Regions from separate parts of the Homo sapiens genome. Here all the other regions are linked to region 1. The links are chromatin loops, found by intact Hi-C in ENCODE. Cell type or tissue: CD4-positive, alpha-beta T cell. All regions are shown on one strand. Region 1 holds the start of PRSS56 (serine protease 56). Region 2 has its middle 14 kb from the start of MIR1471. Region 3 has its middle 14 kb from the start of ALPI.

What was found. Hi-C counts contacts between places; a loop is a spot of excess contacts. Peaks named below come from ENCODE experiments on the same cell type or tissue, not always from the same donor. Only the 100,000 strongest peaks of a DNase experiment are listed, where the experiment ranks them.
Region 2: it touches region 1 in a loop (4-fold over the local background); 58 of 110 quality-filtered maps call a loop at or near these places.
Region 3: it touches region 1 in a loop (3.0-fold over the local background); 72 of 110 quality-filtered maps call a loop at or near these places.

The regions. Positions count from the first base shown.
Region 1 is chr2:232,517,613-232,525,612 of GRCh38, reverse strand. It overlaps PRSS56 (serine protease 56), which reads right to left and starts at 5,225. Exons shown (of 13, transcript NM_001195129.2): 1 at 4,918-5,225; 2 at 4,185-4,292; 3 at 3,747-3,797; 4 at 3,453-3,642; 5 at 2,999-3,098; 6 at 2,752-2,911; 7 at 2,411-2,553; 8 at 2,035-2,197; 9 at 1,668-1,841; 10 at 1,410-1,574; 11 at 1,244-1,306; 12 at 769-875; 13 at 1-397. The coding sequence starts at 5,014. The coding sequence ends at 107. RefSeq lists an enhancer at 1,463-1,972 and a silencer at 3,243-3,442. In CD4-positive, alpha-beta T cell, CTCF peaks have their summits at 3,142 and 3,351 (motif pointing right); DNase peaks (open chromatin) are centred at 1,232 and 3,342; H3K4me3 peaks cover 367 bases; H3K27me3 peaks cover 4,088 bases.
Region 2 is chr2:231,902,743-231,910,742 of GRCh38, reverse strand. No RefSeq gene overlaps it. Among named protein-coding and RNA genes, the nearest start is that of MIR1471, 14 kb to the right of the region's middle. RefSeq lists enhancers at 4,377-4,994, 4,995-5,613. In CD4-positive, alpha-beta T cell, CTCF peaks have their summits at 4,292 and 4,493 (motif pointing left); a DNase peak (open chromatin) is centred at 4,492.
Region 3 is chr2:232,437,715-232,445,714 of GRCh38, reverse strand. It overlaps the pseudogene DIS3L2P1. Among named protein-coding and RNA genes, the nearest start is that of ALPI, 14 kb to the left of the region's middle. RefSeq lists enhancers at 1,572-2,209, 5,421-5,925, 5,926-6,429. In CD4-positive, alpha-beta T cell, CTCF peaks have their summits at 1,072 (motif pointing right), 4,957 (motif pointing right), 5,888, 6,087 (motif pointing right) and 1 weaker place; DNase peaks (open chromatin) are centred at 1,134, 4,984 and 6,107; H3K27me3 peaks cover 237 bases.

The sequences.
Region 1 (8,000 bases):
CACACCCAGCCACTGGGGCAGCGACAGTTTGTCATTATGCTCCCGAACCCCTCTCAGCCCCTGGGAGCAGTAGGTCCTCCCCAGGGGCTGGGGGCCCAGACATGGCTCAGGGTTGCCTGGCGGGGGGTACCTGAGGGTTGAGTGGGTGGTGCCCCTTCCTCTCCAGCCCGGGCCCCTGCCCTACATCCATCCAGGGTCCCTCGGGCTCCCCTTCTGCCAGGGCAGCCACGCGGAAGGCCTGCAGGGCCTGCACCAGCAGCCGGGGGAGGCTGCGAGCCAGTGTGGCCGGCTCCAGGCCCACCAGGCCGCTGAAGGCCACATGCCGGCCCCCCAAGCCTGCCCGCACCCAGGCTCTGAAAAGCCCGGTCAGTGTCTTGGAGCCCAGATCTGCCAGGACCTACAGATGGAGGAGTGGGGATCAGGGGCCCAGAAACTCACTCCTGAGTTGAAACCCCAGAGGTCACCCCCTCTCCCCCTGGGCCCCAGAAACTCTCACCTAGACCTGGAAACCCTGCTCATTTCCCGCTCATGTGGACACTCCCACCCACCCCTCTACTCACTCTCCCCACCACCACCCCCAGTGGCCTGGCTCACACTCCGCAGGCCCCACTCCCTTCCCCTCGGACCCTCTACCTACCCCCAGAGCTGGGGCAGAGGCGACCCCAGGCTGCTGGGAGGGTATCTGGGCTGGGCCCTCTGCATCTTCCCTGGGCTGGGTCTCAGCCTTCCCAGGCCATCGTGAAGGAGTCTGGAAGCCTGGGGACCTACCTCATGAAAGTTCATGGCCAGGTGCTCCGAGGGGACCTGCAGGATCCAGGCATGGGCCCCCTGCAGGGCAGCCAACTTCTGTCGCAGGGGCTCCAGCCCAGGGCAGCCTGGAGGAAGAGGAGAGGCCCCGGGAATAATGAACGGTTGCGGTATGGAACTGGGGGTGGCACTCCCACCAGCACCTCAGGATGGCCTCCCAGGGGACACACTTATCCTCTTATGCTATAGGTGGGGAAACTGAGGCTCGGAGAAGTTAAGCAGTAACACCAGGCAAAGCATCTCTGTTTGACACTGATGAGAGCTAAAACCACAAGTACTCCAAAAGAGTCATACGCTCTATGGCGGGGAGGGGAGAACGAGTCCACCCTGTTGCCCCATGGGGTAAGCCCTTTCCGGAGCTGCAGTAGAAGCGCTTCCGACCTCGTCCAGGCCCTCAGCCTATCCCCTCCTGAAGGTCGGCAGGGGGCGTCATTACCGTTGGCTTCTCCGCGCGGCTCCGGCCTCCGCTTCGGGAACCGAGTGCCTGCAGCCCGCGATCCTGGGGAGGCACAGGGTTAGGGTACCGCCTCGGCGGAGAAAGTGGCTGTGCCGCGCGGGTGGGGCCGGGCCAGGGCTGGGCTGGGCTGGAGGGCGCGGGGTACCTGAGTGAAGCCGCAGCTCCCGGGCGGGGTGCAGAGGAGACTCCCTGAGCGCTGGAGCGGGGAGAGCCAGGGCGGGGGCCAGGCGCCGCAGTCCCGGACGAGGCCCGAGCAGCTCCTGCGCGTTCCGCAGCAGGCCCAGCAGCGTGTGCGCCAGCGAGCGCAGCTCTGCGGACCGGACAGGAGTCGGAGCGGCGGTCAGAGGCTGGCCAGGCCCCCTCCCCTCTGCCCCCCGTCCGGGTCCGGGTGAACAGAACTGACCGCATCGCCGCCGGCGCTGCAGGCACTGCTGGTGCGCCAGGCGCGCACAGGCGCCCTGGGACCCCGGGCACAGGCGGGCATAGAAGGCGCAGAGCCGGGCGGCGTCTGCCTGCAGCTCCTGGGGGGGGTCCCAGGCCAGAAGCTCCCTGCAGCTGGGCTCGCGGCTGGAGGAGGCTGCTGCGGGCGGGACAGGGGTCAGCTCACCCTCTGTTTGGGGCCCTAGCCCCCTCACTCCTTCCCCGGAAGGAGACAGGCTTTCCCGAGGCAGAAGGGAGCTGGGAATGGGCATGGGCCGGGTGGAAACGGGCTTGTCCCACGGTTGTCCGTTGGGGCACTGGGGACGGGGCATTGGAAAGAGGGCGCTCACCGCTCATCTGCTCCTGGAGCCAGTCCTTGAACACTGCCACGCGGGTGTAGACCCCGGGCTTCCCTGGCTCCCCGCAGCCGTCCCCCCAGGAGGTGACTCCGAACAGGACCTCTCTAGGGCGGGGGCCAGGCTCAGAACAGGTCAGGGGGCCTCCCGAGTCACCCTGCGGGGCCAAGAGAGAGGACGCTGCATTCACCTGCCCCCTATGACGCCTGCCTTACGCCTGGCAGGTGTGAGCTTGCCACTTGTGTCCATTTTAGGGATGAGGACAGAGAGGCTCAGAGAAGTCGAGTGACAGACAGACGTGGAAGGAAAAGAGGCCGTAGTGGCCCTGGGAAGGCTCAGCCGGCCTTTTCTCATCAGACTGGGTTCATACCTGGCACGAGTCAACGCCCCCCGCCAGGTACCCGGCGCAGAGCATGGTGCTGGGGCGCAGCCCGGGCCCCAGGGCTCTTCGGCAGGTGTCGGTGCTGAGCAGGGGAACACGGGCCTCTCTCACTGCTTCAGCCTCAGGCCCGTCTGCAGGGAAGGGGTGGAAGGCTCAGGTTTGGAGGGCAAGAGCCCCGCCTTGAGGGTCCCCTTCCCACCACCCCCCTTGATTCCTCCCCCTTTGAAAGAGCAGGCAGCATTTTTCCAAGGCAACCCGGCCTCCCTACACTCTATTACCTCGGACCCCCAGTTCTTCCCACCACGCGCCGGCTCACCCACGCCCAGTACCTTCGAAGAGGGCGCCCCAGCCCGCGATGGCGCAGGCGGTTCCGGCAGGGGGCTCCTGGGGCTCCTGGGGCAGGCACACGGGGCGCGCCGATCCCCCCGGGCTCACCGGCGTCCACAGCTGCACCAGGGCCAGGTCGTTGTGGAAGGTCCGCGGGTCAAACTGAGGAGGGGGAGGCGGCGCAGGGTCAAGGAAGCACGGGTGGGGGTGCGGTGCCCAGCCTTGGGGGCCTGGGGACTGCCTTCTCACCTTGGGGTGGGGCAGGATGCGGTTCACTGGCACCTCCTCCGCTTGCTCCCCCCGGGACCCCTCTGCCAGCGTCACAGTCCACAGAAGCTCATTCGGGGCGCTGCGGGTCGAGCGGCAGCTGAGACGCAGGAAGGACAGGGGCACACCCCGCAGGCCCCTCGGAGACCCTGCCCCTCCGCCCGCATGCCGGGCTTTCTCCACCTGGGGGCACGGAGGGCGGGCCGGGGAGGGGTCCCGTCCCAGAGGGGGCGAACTCGCCCGGCCGTGCCACCCCCTCCGGGCTGGCATCCTGGCGGGGCGGGCGCGGCGCCTTGAGATGGGGAAGCCCGGGGCCGGCCGCCGCCAGGGGGCAGCAGAGACCACCTTTCCCGCGCGTCGCCCGCCGGACAACCCGGCAGGTGCGGGGCCCAGCGCCGGGGACCCCAGCTGGGCAAGGCCTGGGGGTCCTACTTACCCTACAAAGCAGTGCGCTGCCGTGAGCACCCAGGAGGCCGCTACCAGGACGCCGCCGCACAGAGGCTGCCCGCCGAGCTGCAGCCTCACCAGCCAGGGCCAGGCCCCGGGCGGCGCCGCGCTGCCCCCCACGATGCGGCCGTGGGCCCGCGTCACATTGGCAGTGCTCGGACGCCTCTCGCCGCACGGCCCTAGAAAGGGGCAAGGGGTGTCACGAGGGACATGTTCTGGCCATCCTCGCCTTCGAGGCCCACCCGGCTCTCAGGCCTGCCCCCTCGAGCCTTTTCAACCTCACCTGGCTCAGGTGGGTCCTGGAGGAGAGCTTGAGGCCTGGGGCGCCCAGATCCTGCAGAGAAACAGACCTTTGAGTCTCACTGCTGCCCTCTCGCCTGTCCTCACCCCAGGCTGGGCCGAGCCTCTCTCTCCCCATCTCTCCTTTCGCGCTCAGCCCTCCAGCCCACACGGGTTCTATTTCAGCAACCATGAACTTCTCCTGGTCACCACAGGAGCCCAGAGTGTTTCCGCCTCCCTGCCTTTGCACAGGCCATGCCCCAAGCCTAGCGTGTCCTTTCCACTCGGAGAGACAGACCTTCACAAACGTAGTCTAGGTTGCGGCCCAACACAGTCTCTGCCCCCAAGAGGAGAGTGAAGACTGAAGGGAAGGGACAGAGGCAGCAGAATGGGCCCAGGGTAGGCAGCAAGCTCACTGGGGCACGGGGGGCAGGGTGGGCACCTCGGCACTCGTGCGATCTGTGCTGGATCTCCATCGCCACTCGGTTTATTGCCCACTGGGCGCTCCTCTGGGCTGCCTGCAACGCCTGAGTCCCCTGGGCCGACAGAACTGCTGGGACAGGGGGCACACAATCATGCGTGGTTGGGGAAGAGCCTCAGCCTCATCCTCCTGGCCCCAGCCCTGAGCCCTGCCTCGGGAGACCCACCAGCCTGGGACAGAATGAGGAGGCAAGTGAGCCCCGGGGACGCTGGGCCCAGCACTCAGAGCCCGTGCTCCCAGGTTCTCAGCCCAAGATGTCTCCCTAATTCAACTGAGCTGGACTGGGATCTTTGAAAGGTGCTTTTCCTTAACAATTTTTTTTAAAGACACCACCCCAAAGATACAGACATCGCAGAACTCAGCTTTATTGACTGAAAGTAGCTGTGTTTGAGTGGCCCACCTTCGGCCGGGACAGCCAAGGGCAGGGTGCTGCCCCGGGCCGTTTCTCTCTGCTTCTTGGGGCCTTCTCTCCATTCCTTTCGGCATGCTCAACAGCTCCCCTTCCCTTTCCCGCCACACCCCTCCTCTCCCACCTATATCTCAGTTCTTGGCCCCTTCTCGCAGCAGGGTGGGCAGAAGGAGCCAAAGGTCCTTATGAGTGGGGGTGACAAGCTCTTCTGTCCCCGCCCGCCCAGGGTCCCACTTCCTCTACATTCCTCCCAACCCCGCGGCTCTCGGGCCAGCCTGGACTTACCTTGCAGGGCGCTGGGGGGCAGGCGTGTGTACAGTGGGTGCCCGTGGGCAAACCATGAGCTTGGGAGGGGTAGCAGCAGCAGCACAGCCAGCAGCATGGTGACCAGGAGCTGGGGTGAGAGACCCCTGTCCTCTCTCCTCCTCGGAGTCCACCTTCCGGGTGCCTATCCTTTGGTGCCCGCCTTCTGCTGCCTTTCGGCCCCCGGGCACTGAATTCTTGTCCCTCAAATCATCTGACCCCGTTCTCTTACATCAAAATTACCCGCCTCCCTGGTCAGCCCTCACCTGGCCCTTAACTCCTAGGAGCCCACAGGGGAATGGGGCTGCAGGGTCTTTATAGAGGACAGCCTGGGGGAGGGGTGCACGGGAGGGTGGCCAAGACTGGGGGAGGAGTGGGGTAGTGGGCTTGACCTTCACCTCTGAAGTCTCATCATCCCAGCTCCGAGCCCCCCTTCTGTCAAAGGAGCCCTTGTTTCTGCGGCTCCATCAAAGGGGCCAAGACAGGGAAGAAGGGCTGACGGTTGGGCTGCAGGCCAGGCAGAGGGGGGCTGCTGGGTGGGGGCGGGCCCTGGCTCCAGGGCTGGGATGGGGGGGGATCCCCATCTGCCTCTACCCCCTGAGGAGCTTACAGCTATGACGGGGCAGACACTCCTGGAGGGAGGAGGGCAGGGGGTGTCTGGGGTTTCTCAGCAGCCCCACCCCCTGAGGAAGCCCTGGAGCTCCCCACCCCTCTGCCCCTAATTGCTTGGCAGAGTCCCTCCCCAATGTGGCCATTTCTAAAGATGATCAAAGCAGCCTAATTAGCGCCGTAATTGCCGCACTGGGGGTGGTGGGGTGGGAAGGGGCAGAGGCAGGCAGCCGCAGGAGTGGCGCGGAAAGGGAGGCGGGAGATGAAAGGCCCACAGTGGCCCAGTTCCGGGAGGACAGGCCCTAGCAGCTTCTGACGCTCTCCCAGACCCCCTGGCCCTGCACAGTGCCCGCTCTGCCTGTCCGGCATTGTTCTGTGACCCTGATCTGGCAGTGGGATTCTTCTGGAGTCCTCTGGAGTCTCATGGGCAGGGCCACACAGCTCTCCTGGGACTGAGTTACCACCTGGGGTAGGATAGTGCCCGTCTGCGCTGCCCAGGCTCCCCAATTCATGTGAGGTGAACTGGTGGGAATATTTATCAGCAAATGCTATGACCCGGGGCTCTTTCCCCCTGGAGAGCCAGCTGTTCCACAGTGACCAGCACACCATGCTAAGGAGCCCTTTCCCCAGTTACCACCGCACCTCGCCATGACAATACCTCTACTTCAGGAATGCTCTGAAAATACTGTCTGCGGATGATTCTGGTGAGTGAATTTGGTGAAGTTGGAAAGGACTCTATTCACCAGAGTATCTGTCCATCTTGCAGGGTATCTTTTTATCCATGACCTCCACAATCTTGGTAGATAAGGCATTAGCTCAACACAGCTTGAATTTTAGCATAAACAGAGACAGTGTCCAAAGGAAGATCGCCTGCGGTTCCCAGTAAGAGCCACCAAAGCAGGGGACCCAGGAGCAGAGAAGGTGGGTGGGAAATCCTCACAGGCCTCTGTGAGGATTCGACAGAGCTTCAACAGAGCTTCTGCCCTGCAGGTTACTGCATCCAAGCTGAGGGGATAGGGATGGAGCCAGCCACCCAGGCAGCTCTATGGACGCTTCCCCTAGGGCATGCCTCCAGGAAGGTATGTCCTGCCCATTCTTGCCGAGTCACGCAGGCCAGGCCACAGCAAGCCCACACAGAGCCCCTGGGCCTCCCTCCTGCCTCTGGTCTTCAGGTGGGAGGCAGGGTGAGAATCCAGCCACTGCCAAAGAAAATGGAGGGAACTTTCTGCGTGGACTGCAATTCTGCTTAACCCCATTCTCCTGTTCTCTGATTCCTGTGCCCACAGCTGGGTCCCGAGCCCTCTCCTCTCTTCTGTATGGACCCACCCAACCAAGTCTGGCTCAATTTCATCCGCTCGCACAGGTTACCTCTTAGAAGCCACATTAAAATCCCACCTCATAACATTACTTTGTTTATTATTGTTTAAGCGTGCACTCACTCCCTGTCTGCTTCCTCCATTGGAATGTGATGGAGAGACTTCCAGGCCTCTATCCCTGCAGTCTCATTCTCTGTAACACAACCGTCTTCTATTTTCTTTATTTTTCTTTCTTTCTTTCTTTATATTTGAGGCAGGGTCTCACTCTGTCACCCAGGCTGGAGTGCAGTGGCACAAGTTACGGCTCACTGCAGCTTCGACTTCCTGGGCTCAAGTGATCCTCCTGCCTCAGCCTCCTGAGTGGCTGGGACCACAGGCATACACCACCATGCCGGCTAATTTTTAAATTTTTTGTAGAGACAGGGTCTCCCTATGTTGCCCGGGCTGGTCTGGAACTCCAGGGCTCAAGTGATCTGCCCACCTCAGCCTCCCAAAGTGCTGGGATTACAGGCATGAGCCACTGCACCTGGCCTCGGACTTTGTATTTTCTTTAGAGTATTTATTCCTATGTTGCAGGATGTTGATGGGGATTCTTGGCTGTTATAAGGGGCTCAGTCTCCTATAGTCTAGTTAAAAGGGTACCAGCAGTTGGCCCCAGACCTCCTCCCAGCGAGCAGCTCAATGCCAGGGACCTGCCGAAATCCATGCCATCCTCTATGGACCCTTCCCCGAGTGAATAGGAAAACAGGACAGGGGAGGGGGGCCTTGGCACAGCACAGCAGCTTCCCTCACTTCCCCAGCCAAGCTGGAAAGGACAGATGAGGTCCCAGGAGGAATCATGGAATTTGAATTCCTTGATCAGGAATCAAGGAAGCTGGTAAGAGGGAGAGGCTCGCATTTCGGTGCCCAGCTGGATGACAGGGTGCAGGGTTTGTCTGTCCGGCTCCGTGCTGTCCCAGCATCTAGACCAGAGTCCGACTCACACATGCGCTAAATGAATGAACGATCAGCCCTGACGGCCAGATGCGGTGGCCATGCCTGTAATCCCAGCACTCTGGGAGGCCGAGGCAGGCAGATCATTTGACATCAGGAGTTTGAGACCAGCCTGGCCAACATGGTGAAACCCCATCTCTACTAAAA
Region 2 (8,000 bases), 610 kb after region 1:
GCCGTGAACTCCCTGGTCCATAAAAGCGGTCCCATTTGGGCAGAGCCAAGATGCTCTGCTATACCCCAAAGGTGGCTGCAACTCCCTCAAGGGCAGGAATGGGGCCTTTCTTGTTTTGGTGTTCCCGACATCTAGCCCAGTTCCTGGAATGTCCCAGGTGCTGGCAGAAGTTTGCTGGAGGGCTCTTTGCAGAAGGCACAGAGGACCACATTCTGTTATCAGCAAGTCAAACCAATGTGGCTGGCCTGGGGACATTAGCTTCTGTCCCTTGATGGATGCTGGCCACCCTACCTTCCAAGACACTGCCCAAGAGAGGTCTCTTCTAAGGGAGTGGCAGGCACATGAAGAAGGAGAGACCTCCCCCGCCCCCGCAGGAAGCGCTCCTTCCCACACAGGCTTTCCTCCCTGCACATCTTCACGTCCAAAAGCCACAGAAATGGCTGCTCAGGGCTGGGCGTGGTGGCTCACTCCTGTAACCCCAGCACTTTGGGAGGCTGAGGCAGGCAGATCACCTGAGATCAGGAGTTCGATACCAGCCTGGCCAACATGGCGAAACCCTATCTCTACTGAAAGTACAAAAATGAGCCGTGCATTGTGGTGCATGTCTGTAATCCCAGCTACCAGGGAGGCTGAAGCAGGAGAATCATTTGAACCCGGGAGGCAGAGCTTGCAGTGAGCTGAGATTGCGCCACTGCACTCCAGCCTGGGCAACAGAGGGAGACTCTGTCTCAAAGAAAAAAAAAAGCCACAGAAATGGCTGCTCAATTTCTGTTGTTGTCATTATCAAAGTTTTAAGGCTTCCTTTATGATCCTGCAAAGCCCATTTCCCCTAGGCCGCCACATCCGTCCTCTGGCAACAATTCCCCTTGTGGTCCCTTCCTGTAATGAGAAGGTCTCTCTGACCGTTAGGCCTGAAGACAAACATCTTAGAATACATGTGGTTAGACAAACATCTTGGCCCCTCTGAGCCGCAGTTTCTTATCTGTCAAATGGGAATAATACCTAATTCAGAGGGCTGAGGGTGGGGGTGGGGAACCAGATGCCGGATGCTGTGAAAAGGTCTTTGCTGCTGGCACAGTGAATACTTAATAAGTGGCAAGACCAATGATAGGATGCACATGGATTTGGGAGGCTGAGGTGGGAGGATCACTTGACATCAGGGGTTCAAGACCAGCCTGGCCAACATGGTGAAACCCCGTCTCTACTAAAAATTCAAAAATTAGCCAGGCATGGTGGTGCATGCCTGTCGTCTCAGCTACTTGGGAGGCTGAACCTGGGAGGCAGAGGTTGGAGTGAGCTGAGATCGCACCACTGCACTCCAACCTGGGTGGCAGAGCAAGACTCTAAAAAATAAAATAAAATAAAATAGTACTTGCATAACATGCGTGGGCTTCTCCAGCAAAGTATACTGGATACAGGGTGAATAGGAAGCTACGGTCTTTCCTAGGTGATCATCTTTTCAATAATATATATCACCGAAAGAGAATTTTAAAGAGAATACGTGAAGCCACCCATATCTAGAGAGGTTGTAACTCACATAATGCAGACATGGATGCTGGGCACCCCACCCTCCAAGCTCATCCTGGATCCAGCCACATCTTGCCCCTCCTCTGCTCCCACCCTGCTCCAGCCACCTCCATCTCATGCCTGGGCAACTGAAAGAGATGCCCGGGCATGGAAGGGGAATCTCCTTGCTTCCAGTCCTACTCCCCTCTCTGCAAGCCTAAGGGATGAGTCCTACCGCAGGGCCTTTGCACTTGATGTTCTCTCTGCCTGGACAGCCGTTTCCCTAGACATTCTCAGGATGCATTCACTTACTTTTTCATTCAGATCTCCGCTCCAAAGCCAATCCCCCAGTTAGGCCTTTTCCAATATCTTATCTGGAAAGCCTTCTCCCCGCTGCCCACGCCCTGGTACTCCCCACTCTGCTTTCTTTTCCTTCTGACGTCATATTCTGTGCTTATTTGTTTATTGCTCATCTTTCCCATCAGAATGTAAATTCCATGGGGTGGAATTTTGTTTTGTTCCCACTGCAAGTCCAGTGTCTATACCCTAGAACACTTTTTTTTTTTTTGAGATGAAGTCTCGCTCTGTTGCCCAGGCTGTAATGTAGTGGTGTACAATCTCAGTTCACTGCAAGCTCCGCCTCCCGGGCTCAAGTGATTCTCATGCCTCAGCCTCCCAAGTAGCTGGGATTACAGGCGCCCACCACCACCTCCGGCTAATTTTTGTATTTTTAGTAGAGACAGGGTTTCGCCATGTTGGCCAGGGTGGTCTTGAACTCCTGACCTCAGGTGATCCGCCTGCCTCAGCCTCCCAAAGTGCTGGGATTATAGGCATGAGGCACAGCCTGACCCCTAGAACACTTTAAATGCTCAATAAATGCTTGTTGGCTGGGCATGGTGGCTCATGCCTATAATTCTAACACTTTGGGAGGCCGAGGTAGGCCAATTGCTTGAGCCCAGGATTTCAAGACCAGCCTGGGCAACATAGGGAGAACTTGTCTCTACAAAAAATTTAAAAATTAGCTGGCCGTGGTGGTGCAGGCCTGTAGTCCCAGCTACTTGGGAGACTGAGGCAGGGGGAAAGGATCGCTTGAGCCCAGCAGGTCAAGCTTGCAGTGAGCCATGATTGCACCACTGCAGTCCAGTCTAGGTGACAGAGCCCAGACTTCGTTCCCCACCCCGCCAAAAATTTCAGTGTTTGTCAAATGAATAAATCGTCATGTCTATGGCTGAGTTTTGGATAACGGCACAGTTCCAATAAAGCAAAAAAAAAAAAAAAAAAAAAAAAAAAAAAACCATGGAGTTTAATGGAAGTGTCTTTTACGCAGTGCTAAAAAAGTCTAATCTATACTTTTGATGGCTTATTGTATTAAAACCCCCACAAAGCTCTGTGAGTGGGAAGAGCAGCTCAGGCATCTCAGGGAGGTCCTTGGCACACATGCCTCGGGGCTTCGCAAACCACTCAGAGAAACTGCTGAGGTCAGTGGTGTTCTCAGAAAAGGGCGCTGGGGGCCATGAAGAAGAAAGTCAAATGCTCCAGGAAGTGGCAGGAAGCTAGATCACACAGGTCATTCCTAGACCCCTGGGAAGCTTGAGGAGGCCCAAAGACCACCTCCAAGAGAGCCTTCCCTGCCTGGAGCCCACTGTTCTGAAGGCACTTTCTAAGGCCACTGGGTGCTAATGCAGCACCCAAACACTGTTTGAAGCAGGTGTGGGAGGAGAGGCAAACAACCGCATCTATCATAAGTCTCTTTTTTTTTTTTGAGACAGAGTCTCGCTCCATCGCCAGGCTGGAGTGCAGTGGCGCGATCTTAGCTCACTGCAACCTCTGCCTCCTGGGTTCAAGCAATTCTCCTGCCTCAGCCTCCTGAGTAGCTGGGACTACAAGCGTGCTACCACGCCCAGCTAATTTTTGTATTTTTAGTAGAGACGGAGTTTCACGATATTGGCCAGGATGGTCTTGATCTCTTGACCTCATGATCCGCCTGCCTCAGCCTCCCATAGTATTGGGATTACAGGCGTGGCCACAGTGGAACTGTATTCTGCCTTTCATAGAACTTGTTTTTTTTTTTTTTTTAGACAGGATCTCACTCTGTCGCCCAGACTGGAGTGCAGTGGCACCATCTCAGCTCATTGAAGCCTCAACCCATCCTCCCACCTCAGCCTCCCGAGTAGCTGGGACTACAGGCACGTGACACTACACCCTGCTAATTTTTTTTTTTTTTGTAGAGACAGGGTTTTGCCATGTTGCCCAGGCTGGTCTCAAACTTCTGGGCTGAAGCGATGCACCCACCATGGCCTCCCAAAGTGCTAGGATTGCAGGTATGAGCCATCGCACCTGGCCATATAGAATACAGAACTTTTTTCTTTTTTTGAGACAAAGTTTCCCTCTTGTTGCTCAGGCTGGAGTGCAATGGTGTGATCTCAGCTCACTGCAACATCCACCTCCCAGGTTCAAGCGATTCTCCTGCCTCAGCCTCCCGAGGAGCTGGGATTACAGGTGACTGCCACCATGCCTGCCTAATTTTTTGTATTTTTAATAGAGATTTCACCATGTTGGCCAGGCTGGTCTCGAACTCCTGATCTCAGGGGATCCACCCGCCTTGGCCTCCCAAAGTGCTGGGATTACAGGCGTGAGCCACCATGCCCAGCCATAAAGAATTCAGACTTTTAATAGGAGTCTGTCTTTGTTTCTGACCCCAATGCTTTTACATTTCTTTATGTTCTGAACAAAAGAAGTACCACCAAATGCGTTCCACCACCACCAAAAGACACTGGCTCTGCAGTTGGGCAAGGACTAACCACAATGACAGTTCAATTTGGTCCAAACATGGTGGTATTTAAGGTTAGCCAATAATTCTCAACATATCGTCCGTCATTCTTTATTTTTTAAAGTCCAGTGAGGTCTGAATAGTATCTGTGGCCGACACTGAGAATCTAAAAGCTGGCAATTTTAAGGGGAAAACCACAGCCTCCTGGTGCCCTCTGGTGGTGAAGCAGTAGGACTGCATGAAATTACAAAGTGTTGAGTCAGTCGCTCCCAAACTAGAACATATTCAGATCTGTTAAAACACAACTTGCTGAAACTCACCCTCAGTTCTAATTTGGAAGGTCGGAGGTAGGACCTGAGAACTGGCATTTCTAACAAGTTTCCAGGTGCTGCTGCTGTTCCTGGGACTGCACTTGAGAATCACTGGTTTAGGTTACCTAGCCCAAACCTGCTTCTATCACAGTACTAGACTGCATGCTAGAACATTTTTTCCTTTTTTTTTTGAAATGGAGTCTCACTCTGTCACCCAGGCTGGAGTGCAGTGGCACAATTTCGGCTCACTGCAACCTCCGCCTCCCGTGTTCAAGTGATTCTCGTGCCTCAGCCTCCGGAGTAGCTGGGATTACAGGCGCGCACCACCACGATCCTCGGCTAATTTTTGAATTTTTAGTACAGACAGGGTTTCACCATGTTGGCCAGGCTGTTCTCAAACTCCTGACCTCAGGTGATCTGCCTGCCTCGGCCTCCCAAAGTGCTGGGATTACAGGCATGAGCCACCACACCGGCTAGAAAATTAACTAAAACAAGCATTTTTCTACACTTGAACAGTGGCTGCTGGCGATTTTTTTGTTGGTTTTCAATCTTCCAAATGTTTGCAATGTGGTTATAAATTTTTTAAAAGCAAAGCAAAACACCCAAAGGACATGATTCTTGTTGGAGAACTGTTACCACGGGCCTTTCCAAGAGGCAGGCACAGACCACTGTTGGCAAAGATGGACTGGTGCTTTGGATCGTGGGCCCCTCTTTGCCTTTTTCACAGCTTTCTGTCCAAGGCCCTGCTGTTCCAAAGACCACACCAGGTTGTGCCCAGACTCCCTGTGGAGCTGGCTCCCCAGACACAGCCCTAGACCCTGGAGGATCCACTTCTCCCCAGAAGCTGGACTCTCCCTCTGCCCAGGGGACTCCAGACCCGTCTCCTCTTGCCAACCCCAGGTGCTCGCTCTTGGCTGCACCCTGCTGCTCCTCAAAGAGCTCCTGGGAGAGGAGAGTCTGGCCTGGGCCCAGCCCAGCCCTGCCTGTCTGCTGAGGGGGCAGGGTGGGGCGCACAAATGAGACGCTCAACTCCCATGGCTCTGCTGAAAGAAGCCAGGCCCTCAGGCACTGGGAGAAAAGTGCCTTTGGGGGTGGCAGGGGCTTGGAATCAGCATCACCAAGGCCACAGGGACTTCGTCTGCACCAACTCTCTGGCTTAGGGAGCAAGGGTCAGCCACATTCTCTCAGATCAGTTAAAACCATGATGCCTCTCACCTCCCAGGATGTAGATCAGAAAGTGAGTGAAGGGGGAAAGGCACTCCAGACTTAAAAAAACAAAACAAAACAAAACAAACCCAGGGGAGGACCCAGTTGGCCTAGCTGGGGTCAAGGACCCACCCCTTGGGCAGTCAACTGTAGTACACGGGTTCTGTGATGAACACCCCTCACCCCCAACATGAAGGCCTTTGATGGGCTTCATCCTAAACGAGGCTGAGCAGACAAAGTGAGTGTCCCAGGGCTGGATGGGGACCGGAATATGACTGCCCCAGAACCTGGCTCCCAGGGCTGCAGCAGTGTCCATGCCTGGCTCCACCCCCACCAGGGTAGACAGAAACCACCTGGGCTCTGCACACAGCTGCACTGCGCTTCCTGCAGCCAGGTATTGTGGTGGGGACATTGGAGATGGGGCAGCGCCTCAGTCAGGCCACCTGACCAGCGCACAGTGACCCCAGCACTGCAGGTGCTGGTGGGGTATACCACCCCCCAGAAGACAGGGCTCCTAGAAGGCCTCAAGGTGGCCAAAGTTCCTGGAACTGCCAAAGTCCCTTATCGCCACCCCTTCCACAGGAGGCCACAGCCACTTTCTCCTCCTCCGCCGAGGCTGGGGAGGTGAGAGAACTCTGCTCTGGCCAACGCCCTGGAGACGGCCTCCTGCTAGTGACGGCTGGGCCCTGACTGGGGCAAGGAAGAGCTCTGGGCCGGCAGGCGGCTGGGTCGTAAAAGTGCATGCACCTGCTGGGCATCCTTGGGCCCTGCAGGCTGCACCCAGCCCCAGGCTGACATCCTGTTCTCAGTCCCAGCGAGGAGCCTTCCCTCCTGGATGCTTGAAGGTTCCAGCCTGCTATGGTCTGAATATGTCCCCCAAATGTGTGTTGGAAACTCAATCCCCAAAGCAACAGTGTTGGAATATGGGAAATGTTTAGGTCATGAGGGCTCTGCACTCATGAATAGATTAATGCCATTCTAAAAGGGCTTGATGGTGCCATTGACTCCCTCATCAAGAAGGGAGTTTGGTTTCATTTTGCCCTTCCAGCTTCTGCCATGTGAGGACAGAGCGCTCCTCCCTCTAGAGGATGCAGCATTCAAGGCGCCATGTTGGAAGCAGAGAGCAGACCCTCACCAGACAATGGACTTGCTGGCAACTCACTCTTGAACTTCTCAACCTCCAGAACTCTGAGAAAATAAATTTCTGTTCTTTATAAATTACCCAGGCTCTGGCATTTTGTTACAGCAGCACAAAGTGGGCTAAGACATGGCCTCCTCCTGGACGTACGGGTGAAGCACTGGTCATCTCTGCCAAGCATCCCTGCCCATAAGGCCCAGCTCCCCCCACAGCCAAGGCCTCCCCATGCACATGGCTCGTGTCCACAGACACCTTGCTGGAGAGCACGTGAAAAGGCAGGTGCTGACCTTGCCCAAATGCCCACATGCCCCTGTTCAGTAGTGGAAACCCACATTCTCCCCTTCAGGCCAGGCTGGGCCACGAAGAAGTCAGGCCTTGCCTGTCCCCTGGATCCTGGGTAACTATAAGATCTGCTTAGAAGAACTCTGGAGGCCAGGTGTGGTGGCTCACACCTGTAATCTCAGCACTTTGGGAGGCCGAGGCAGGTGGATCACTTGAAGTCAGGAGTTTGAGACCAGTGTGGTCAACATGGTGAAACCCTGTCTCTACTAAAAATAAAAAAAAAATCAGTTGGGCGCAGTGGCAGGCACCTGTAATCCCAGCTGCTCAGGAGGCTGAGGCAGAAGAATCACTTGAACCCGGGAGACAGAGGTTGCAGTGAGCCGAGATGGCACCACCGCACTCCTGCCTGGGCGACAGAGCAAGATTCCATCTCAAAAAAAAAAAAAAAGAAAAAAAAGAAAAAGAAGAAAAGAACTCTGGGGCCTGGAAGCCAAGGAGTAACATCCATGCTAAGTGCAATCAATCCCAGGCCCTCAGCAAGATGTGGGTCCCAAGGGCAGCTGGCTGTTGGGGATGGAGTGGAGGCTGGTTATCAATAATTCCAGGTCCTTCCATCATTTGCCGGATTGGCTCAGCAGTCTCACAATGTGTGACAGGCAGAACATTGAGTCCCCAAAGAAGCTCACGCCCTAGTCCTAGAGTCTGTGAATGTGTCACGTGACATGGCAAAAGGCCTGCAAGAGTGAGTTATGGATACAGACCCTGGGGTGGGGAAATGATGCCAGGT
Region 3 (8,000 bases), 80 kb after region 1:
CGCCCCCGGGCTCTCCCAGGGCACTCACGTTGCAGTAGATGCGCTTCTGCACGCCATAGCGCAGCACCAGCACGTCGAAGGCTTGCTTCAGGACGCCCATCACCATGGCTTCTGACTCCAGGGGGCCACTCTCCTGCAGGGACAGTGCTGCAGCCATGGCACCTCCTGGCACTGCCCTGGGCTCCTCGAGGCCTCCTGGTGAGCAGGTGCCCAGGAGGGTCGGGAGCCAGAGGGAGGTGAGGGGCACCAGGCTGGAGGGCTCACCTTGACCAGAATGGCAAAGAAGAGACCGGTGCTGAGTTCCTTCATGTGCTTGGACGCCATGCGGCCGTCGTTGCAGTGGTCTGCCTGCTTCTGCAGGGTATCGGGCGCCATGTCTAGTCGCTCCCTATAGCCTGGGAAGAGGGGGCGGGGTCGTGGGCGGTGTTGTATGGGGCATGAGGGTGGAGGGCGGGCAGTGGGGAATGGTGATGGCTGGGGGATGAGCTGCATGGTGCTCCACCCCAGACGACAGATTAGGACCCCAGCACCCAGCTCCCAGGGCAGCAGAAAGCAGCCCTCCGAGGTCAGCGCCCTCCTCTCGGCTGTGTCCAGGGCTGGCTGTAGACCCCCTGCAGCTTCCGCAGCACCGGCCCATAGAGAGAGTTCTCAGGTCGGGTTCCCCTACACTTGGGTCGCCCGACCTTTGGACCTCCACCATCACCGCTGAATGGTCTTGGGCCACCGAGCACCCACTGTGGGTGAAGTGTGTGTACAGGGGCATGATGAGCGCATAGTGCCCGAACTGTGCCAGGTCCTGCAGCAGCCCCGAGCAGAAGTAAAGTGCCATCTGTGGGGCGGGTCAGAGCCTGGCCAGCCCAGAGCTTTCCGACTATTCCCAGAGGTCCCATGCCACCCACAGCTTTGCCATCGGCAGCCTTGGTGTGCACAGACCTGGCGGGCTGCTGGCTGCTGAGCAAAGCCAGGGAGGACCAGGGCCAGGACCAGTGCCCCTTTCTGTACAAGGGAACCCAAGGGGAGGCCAGGAGGCAGGCAGAGCCCAGGGGTGCCCATACTTCTCTCCAGGAGACAAATCTGGCCTGCCTGGGCCTCCCAAATGCCCTCAAGGTGGCAGCACTGAGAATGGCCCAGACATGTGCCGTCGCTGCTGAGTCACTGCTGGGCACCACCAGGAGGGAACCGTCTCTGGTCTACCCCTCCCCAGCATGGGGCTGAGGCTGCTACTCTGGCCCAGGAAGGAGGAGGGGGAAGCCTGTGGCCATGTATGACCGGGGGCTGCAGGCGCTGTCTGCTGGAGACACAAGCAGAAGCTGAGGAGGCTGTGGTCTTTGTTCAAGGAGGCCAAGTCCATTGCTCCATCTGGCTAGAGTGGGAGGCAGGCAAGAAAGCCCAGGATGCCATTCCCTGCCCCGTGCAACACAGGCCTCAGGCTCCTGGCGCTTCCTCTCGGACCTAGGCACACCTTTGGTCGGAGCTGACCTCATCCCCTCTGGCATTGATCCCACGCAGCTGAAGCCACGCTTCACCCCAGCACCTCTGTGTCCCCTGGTACTCCACCCCACAGCAGCCAAGGGAGGCAGTTTCCGGCCTGCCAGCCTCGGCCCTTCTCGTCTCTGACACCTGACCCTCCCGGGGGCTGAGACACAGAGGGCTGAGTTCCAAAGGCCCTTGTGCTGGGCAGGAGGCAGGACTGGGGCAGGGGGAGATACCGAGAGTCTCTAGGGACCAGCGCATAGCCCGTCCCAGCTGGGGCCACAGCCCCTGAAGCTGTTTGTCCTGCAGTCTCCGAGCTTTCAGGGCTGGGTGTCAGGGCCAGTGCTACTGCCTGGGAGCGAGTGAACGGGTTCCTCGCAGAGGTCCAAGGTCACTCCTGTGTGTCTCTCTGGCTCCCTTGCTCCCTGGCTGCTGTACACACTCACCCTCCTGTGCCCTTGGCCAGACAGACAGCCAGCTCCCGTTACTCTGTGCACACGGGCCCTGGAATCCAGGGCGCAGCTGATGGTGACCTGCTCCGCTCCCTAACTCCACTTCCCTTCCAGCCCCTGCTGGGCCCTGGGTTAAGTCGGGGGCAAGTCTCTGGGGGAGGTGGGCACAGCCTCCACTCCCAGACATGTCTGGGCTTTGTTCTCAGTGGTGGCCCAGTTCCCCAGATGACCTGGGTGAGGTTGATGAAGGGCCCTGGCCCCTCTTGGCTGGTGGAGGTGGCTCAGGGTCGGGTGGGATGGGTGGGGACCATGGCTTTCCCACAGGCCCAGCCATCCCTGGGACAGCCCTGGGACAGCCCTGGTGTCCTGATGCAGATGCTCACTGGGGACTGTGTGCCCCCTCACACCTTTCTGTGCTCTCTGCTGCTGCTCTGTCCTGTCCCCACCCCAGTTCCCGGGGCTGAGGAACAGGAGCACCGCAGACCTGGTAACTCTCTGCCATCGGATTCCCGGGCAAGGGCGCCTCTGAGCTCCCTGGGAGGCGAGCCAGGAGAATGCAGCCTGTTCGGGCTCTGGCTAACTCCGGAGCGGCTCCGATCTCTGGAGCTCCAGCTTGGCTTGTACCTCCTTGGAGGTGATGGCGTCAGAGGCAGGGACATGGGAGGGGCCCCAGCAGGGCAGAGCCAGAGGCAGTTCTGGGACTCAGGGGCTGCTGCGCCTTCTCTGCCAGGCCTAGAGCCGCTGCAGTGTAGAACAGAGAGAGCCCAGTGGGCACGGCCCAGCCCCTCTCCGCTGTGGGTGCCACAGGTGCTTGGCTGGGCAGACACTTGTGACTGGGGGCAGGTCACGGTGACCAGGCCCAAGCAGGCCCTGATGGCTTCAAACCCAGCAGAGCTTGAAGTGTCAGAAAATAAATCCACTGAGGTCAGCTGAAGCCATCCAGTTCTTGTGAACAGATTGAATCTTCCGAGTGACCGAGCCCCTAAAATATAGCCTGTCCCTGGCCCTGGGCCGGGCCGGGACCCAGAGCCGACCCATCAGCAACCACTGCTCCCGCTGACCCGAGGGTCCTCTGGGGTCCTGGTCCCAGGATGCTCGGGCCCTGCACGGGGGAAGCTCAGCCTGGGACGCTGTGACAGGCATCCCAGAGCAAGCCCAGCTGTCCACCCCACAGGCTGCCACCTCCCTGCAGGCCCAGGCCTAGGCCCCCAGCCAAGTCCGCTTCTTTCCCACACTGGCCAGAGGCTGACAGCTGGTTCTGGACTCCACGTGGGGATGGAGGCTGCGGAGTGTTCCCTGGGACAGGAAGCCACATGGGACCCTGTCTCTCCTCCAGGACCCCAGCCTGACAGGAGGTCTCAGTAGCCCCTCAGCTCCAGGGCACTCTGTCCTTGAGCGAGTGTGAGCAGGAGACAGCGGCTCAAACTCAAGAGGCTCAGGGTGCCCCCTCCTAGGTGCTGCCTGGGGTCGGCCTCCTCTCCCACCCTCTGGCAGAGGAGGAGCAGCCCCCGTCCACCCAGCCATGTCCAGAGCAGGCAGGAACGGTGGGGGCCTGTGCTTGCACGTAGAGGTCACCGGTCTGGGGCCAGTGTGCTCCCGGGAGTGGGGGAGACTGGGGCTGGGCCCTCCTTACCTGCATGGGGACTGGGCTGGGCCCTCCTTATCTGCATGGGCCGGAAGCACATGTTGGTGAGCACCTCCTTCCAGGCCAGTGAGTACTTGTCATCTCCAAATGTTTGGGTCAGGCTTTTCTAGAAGCAAATCCCAGAAACCTGTGTGACATGTGGTCCAGCTCGGGGAGCTGGTGGTCATCCGCTGAGCACCTCATGCCCGGCTCTGGGGGGAGGAGTTGGCTGTGGGGCTCAGCCCTGCCTCATCTCATGTGTTCCGCCAAGTCCCTGTCTTGCCCAGCACCCCCATGGTCTCCCCTGCACCAGTTGGTCTACACCGCCTTCTCCTCTGACTGGTTAGCTCCTGTGCTGGCTCTCCCAGAGGGGGACCCTGGAGAGCAGGGAAGCACCCATCTATTAAATAATTCACGGCAGCAGCCCCAGAGCTCAGCAGCCCACCCAATCCAGAGAAGGCACCGAGGAAAGATCTCTGCTGAATGACAGGATGCCTGGAATGCTCAGGCAGCCCAGGCTGTAAGAGGGCACCATGCTCGCCCAGGCCATAGGAACCCAGGGGGGCCCGGCCCAGGTCCTAGTCCGAGGACTCCCTGGGGCATGTGGCAGTGGTGAGTGGACTGAGGACCCCACAGGGCCAGGAGTGCTGGGCTCCCTTCTCCCTGGGGATGGTGCCTTGTTGGAGGGAAGCCTCCCGACAGGGTCTCTGAGGGTAGACAGGAGAGTCTGAGGCAGCAGGAGGGAAGGAGTCAGGGTGGGGTGAGACCCTGGAGTCACCCTTTCAGGGCCTGTTGCTCCAGCTTTGCTGTACTTGAGCGTTGTTAGACTCAACAGTCGCTGTGAATGAATGTGGCTCCCGATGGAAGGACTGAGCCGGCCAAGTCCCTCGAGATCCAGGCGCTGCTTTCCTGTTGCCCCTCCTCCCCCAACATGGCCAGCCAGGGGTCTCCCACACGTGTCCTGTGAGTCTCACTTCTGCCATCAATCCCATCCCCTTGCCCCGCTCCAAGTCTTCCCTGAATGTCAGACAGAATTCTCTTCCATGGGCATTTATAGCTAGGGTCACGTGTGTCACTGTCTAGTGCCATTGGAATCTTATTTAGATTTCATACTTACATCTTGTCAGCCCAAGAGGAGTCCCAGTTCCTGCTGGAAAATGGCTCATGTAATCTATCTTGGTTGGGTCATCATCACCGAAAAGCATCAGATGCATAGTTCATTCATTCATTTGTTCACTCATTCCACAAAGATTACCATGTGCCAAGCACGGTTCTGGACTTTCTCCCCACGCAGTCGGACAATCCTCCTGGGCAGGAGCACCTGGGCTGTTCCCTGGTGCCCCTTCCCCAGCCCAGTTGCAGGCCTGGGGGAAGAGGGACACCTGTAGCCTCCAGGCCGACCCTGGGTTGCATTTTGAAGTGTGGCCAGCAGGTGGCAGCATGCCCCCATACTGGGTCGCTCCGAGGCTGCAGGCTAAGGAGGCCACCAGGCGGGCAGGGTGAAAGAGCAGGGCTGTGCCGGGCGGCCCCGGTTTCTCCTCTGTGCCCATGCCCCACCCTATGGGTTTAGGAATTGAATATCTGGGGGCCTCTCAGGGCTGAGCCAGGCTCCTGCTCTCAGTTCCTGCAGGCGCTCTCCACATCCCTTCTCATGATCTTCAGTAAACACGAGGACAAGGACAGGAGGGAGGGGACAGGGAGAGGGTGGGGCCGCTGTGGAAGCCCCTGCCAAGACCACAGACCTCAGGCAAGCTGCTTCCCTGGCAACTCCACTACCTGCTCTCCCTGGACCCCAGCACAGTCCCAGGAGTCACCCCTGCCCTCAACAGTGAACAAGTGCACTCTTGGTGACCTTGAACGTGAAGCCTGGTGAGGCTATGGAGGAGAGGCCCACCTTGCCAGGGCCCTTGGTGTGGCTGAGTCTCTGCTTCCCTTGCCGTCTCAGCCTCTCCCTCCCTCTAGGGGGCTGGGGGTCGGGACAGCGCCTGTGGGGCTCTGGCCCAGCCAGTTGGGCCACATCAAGCAGGGACCCAGATAAAGGTCAAGGGCACTGAGGAGGGAGCTGGCACTGCAGAGAGTCCACTTCCCAGGCACAGCCTTGGCCATGATGTTTGAGGACAGCTGCAGGGGCTGTCTGGTGCCCTCATGTCCTTCTGATGCTGCAGGTAGCAGATGGGGGTGGAGAGAAGAGGTGAGCTATGAGCAAGAGTGAATGAAGGTGGGGCTGGCCCCTGGCTGTGGTGGTGACGCCCTGGGATGGCTGGAAGGGAGGTCCCCAGTGGAGTCTGGGGACAGGAAGGTGCAGGCCAAGCCCAGCTGCCAGCAGCCAGAGTTGCACCGAGTTCAGTATTCGCCATTGCAAATGGGACCTGGCACCACGGGTCAGAGAACTGAGCTGGACGGTGCAGGGTGGGTGGGGTAGGGAAGGTGGGAGTCAGGGCTCTCATCTGCGGCCAGCACAGGCTCCACAGTCCCCCACCCTGTCAATTCCCTGGTGGGCCAGCAGGTGGCGCCCAGCCTCTTCCTCCCCAAGGTCCTGGGATGGGGAGGCTCCAGCTTAGAGCCTAGGCGCTCCTATGGGAACCCAGGGCCAGAGATGGAGGCTGTGACAGTGACCTGGTCAGCAGGGCCCTCTACTCTGACCTCCTCCCTCCCTCTCCTGGGGAGCAGTGCTAGGTGCACAGCCTAGGCAGCCAAACCTCCGAAACGCCCCAAGCTATCCTGGGTGGTCAGGCCGCGCCGCTCCACACTCTGGGCCACGGGAGCCCCGAAGGAATGGAGTGGGCACTGGGGCCGCTGGACGGGAGGGTGCCCTGCCCCCTGCCCTGGCTTCAGACCTTCCTCCTCTGATGTGGGCACCGGCCCTAGTGCCAACCCGCTCCTCCCAGCACCAGGGGCACAGGCATGAGATCACTGGGCCCTGCTGGGAATGGGGCGCTGGAGCTCAGGGACTGCCTGACAACTGCTCTCCGAGGGGCTGGGAATGGCTGCCAGCCAGCATCACCTTCCAGAACAGCAAGCCAAGGCCTCGGAGACGGGGGCCTCGGTCCCAGACCTGGCATCGACCAAGCTTCTGGAGCTTGTGCCACCAGAGTCCCACGACTCTGGAGGTCTGGGGTGGGGCTGTGGTGTGACAGTGGCTGCAGGGCCAGGACCCCAGCTCCTCAGCACTCACTCCCAGCACCCCTCCTCCCTGGGTCTGTGCCTCCCCGGGGCAGGAGGGGATGGGGAAGGATAGGGCAGGTGTGAGGCTCAGCGAGCCCCTCACACGCTGTGGCAGACAGCAGAGAAAGGCCACCAGCCCCCCGCACACGGTACACACTCCCCACAGCAAGGGTGACACTGGTAGAGACAGAGGTTCCCACAGTGCACAAACGTTCCTCTAAAGAAAAAGCAACAACATCAATATATGAAACGCAGGGCTCTTCATGCGTTTACGACAGGGCGTCCTTCACCCTGAAGGTGCCGGCGAGCATCAAGACTGCAGAGCCAGCCACTGGGTGCCGCATTCCTGCTGGCTCAGGTGGGACCTGTTTCTGTTGCATCTTAAAGGACGATGCTGGGAAAGGCTGCTCTCGCCCTGGCAGGGCTTAGAGGTGATGAGATGAGAAAGGGGTGAAGCCATCTGCGCTTCAGAGGAAGCCTGCCTTCCCTGATCACGGAGGAACCAGATCTGAATGTTTCTCTGCTCAACTGGGAGATTGGGACTCGATTTTGACATTCAGGGATCTGGGGCATCTGTGGCCAGGAAAGACCTGTCTGGGGGAGGGGTGGAGGGGCGTCCTTCACCTCTCATGGCCCTGCCATTGAGAGAGGGGCTTCTCCTCAGTGGCTCGCATGGAACACCAGCATCAACATCAATCCCATGAAACATGCGCTCTTCATGCGTTTATGATCGGGTCTCCTTTGCCTTTAAGGTTCCAGCAAGCATCGGGCCTGTGCAGAGGCAGCACTGGGTGCCGCGTTCCTGCTGTCTCAAGTGGGACCTGTTGCTGTCACATCTTAAAGGACGATGCTGGAACGCCAGCCCTGCCACTCTCACTGCGTGATTTCAAACTTTTTTTTTTTTTAATTTTGAGACAAGGTCTTGCTCTGTTGCCCAGGTTGGAGTGCAGTGGCATGACCTCGGGTCACTGTAGCCTCCACCTCCCTGGTGGCCCAAGTGATCCTGATCTTCCCATCTCAGCATCCAAGTAGCTGGGACCACAGGCGCGCACCACCTTGCCCAGCTAATTTTGTCTATAGAGAGGAGGTCTCACTATGTTGCCCAGGCTGGTCTCCAACTCTTGGGCTGAAGCGATCCTCCTGCCTCTGCCTCCCAAAGTGCTGGGATTACAGGCATGAGAGACCATGCCTTGCCAGATAAATTAGTTAAGCTTTCAGAATCTCCATTTCTTTCAAAGCCTGTAAAATAGGGAAGCAATGTGCCAGTGCCTGGCCTTGAAAAAAAA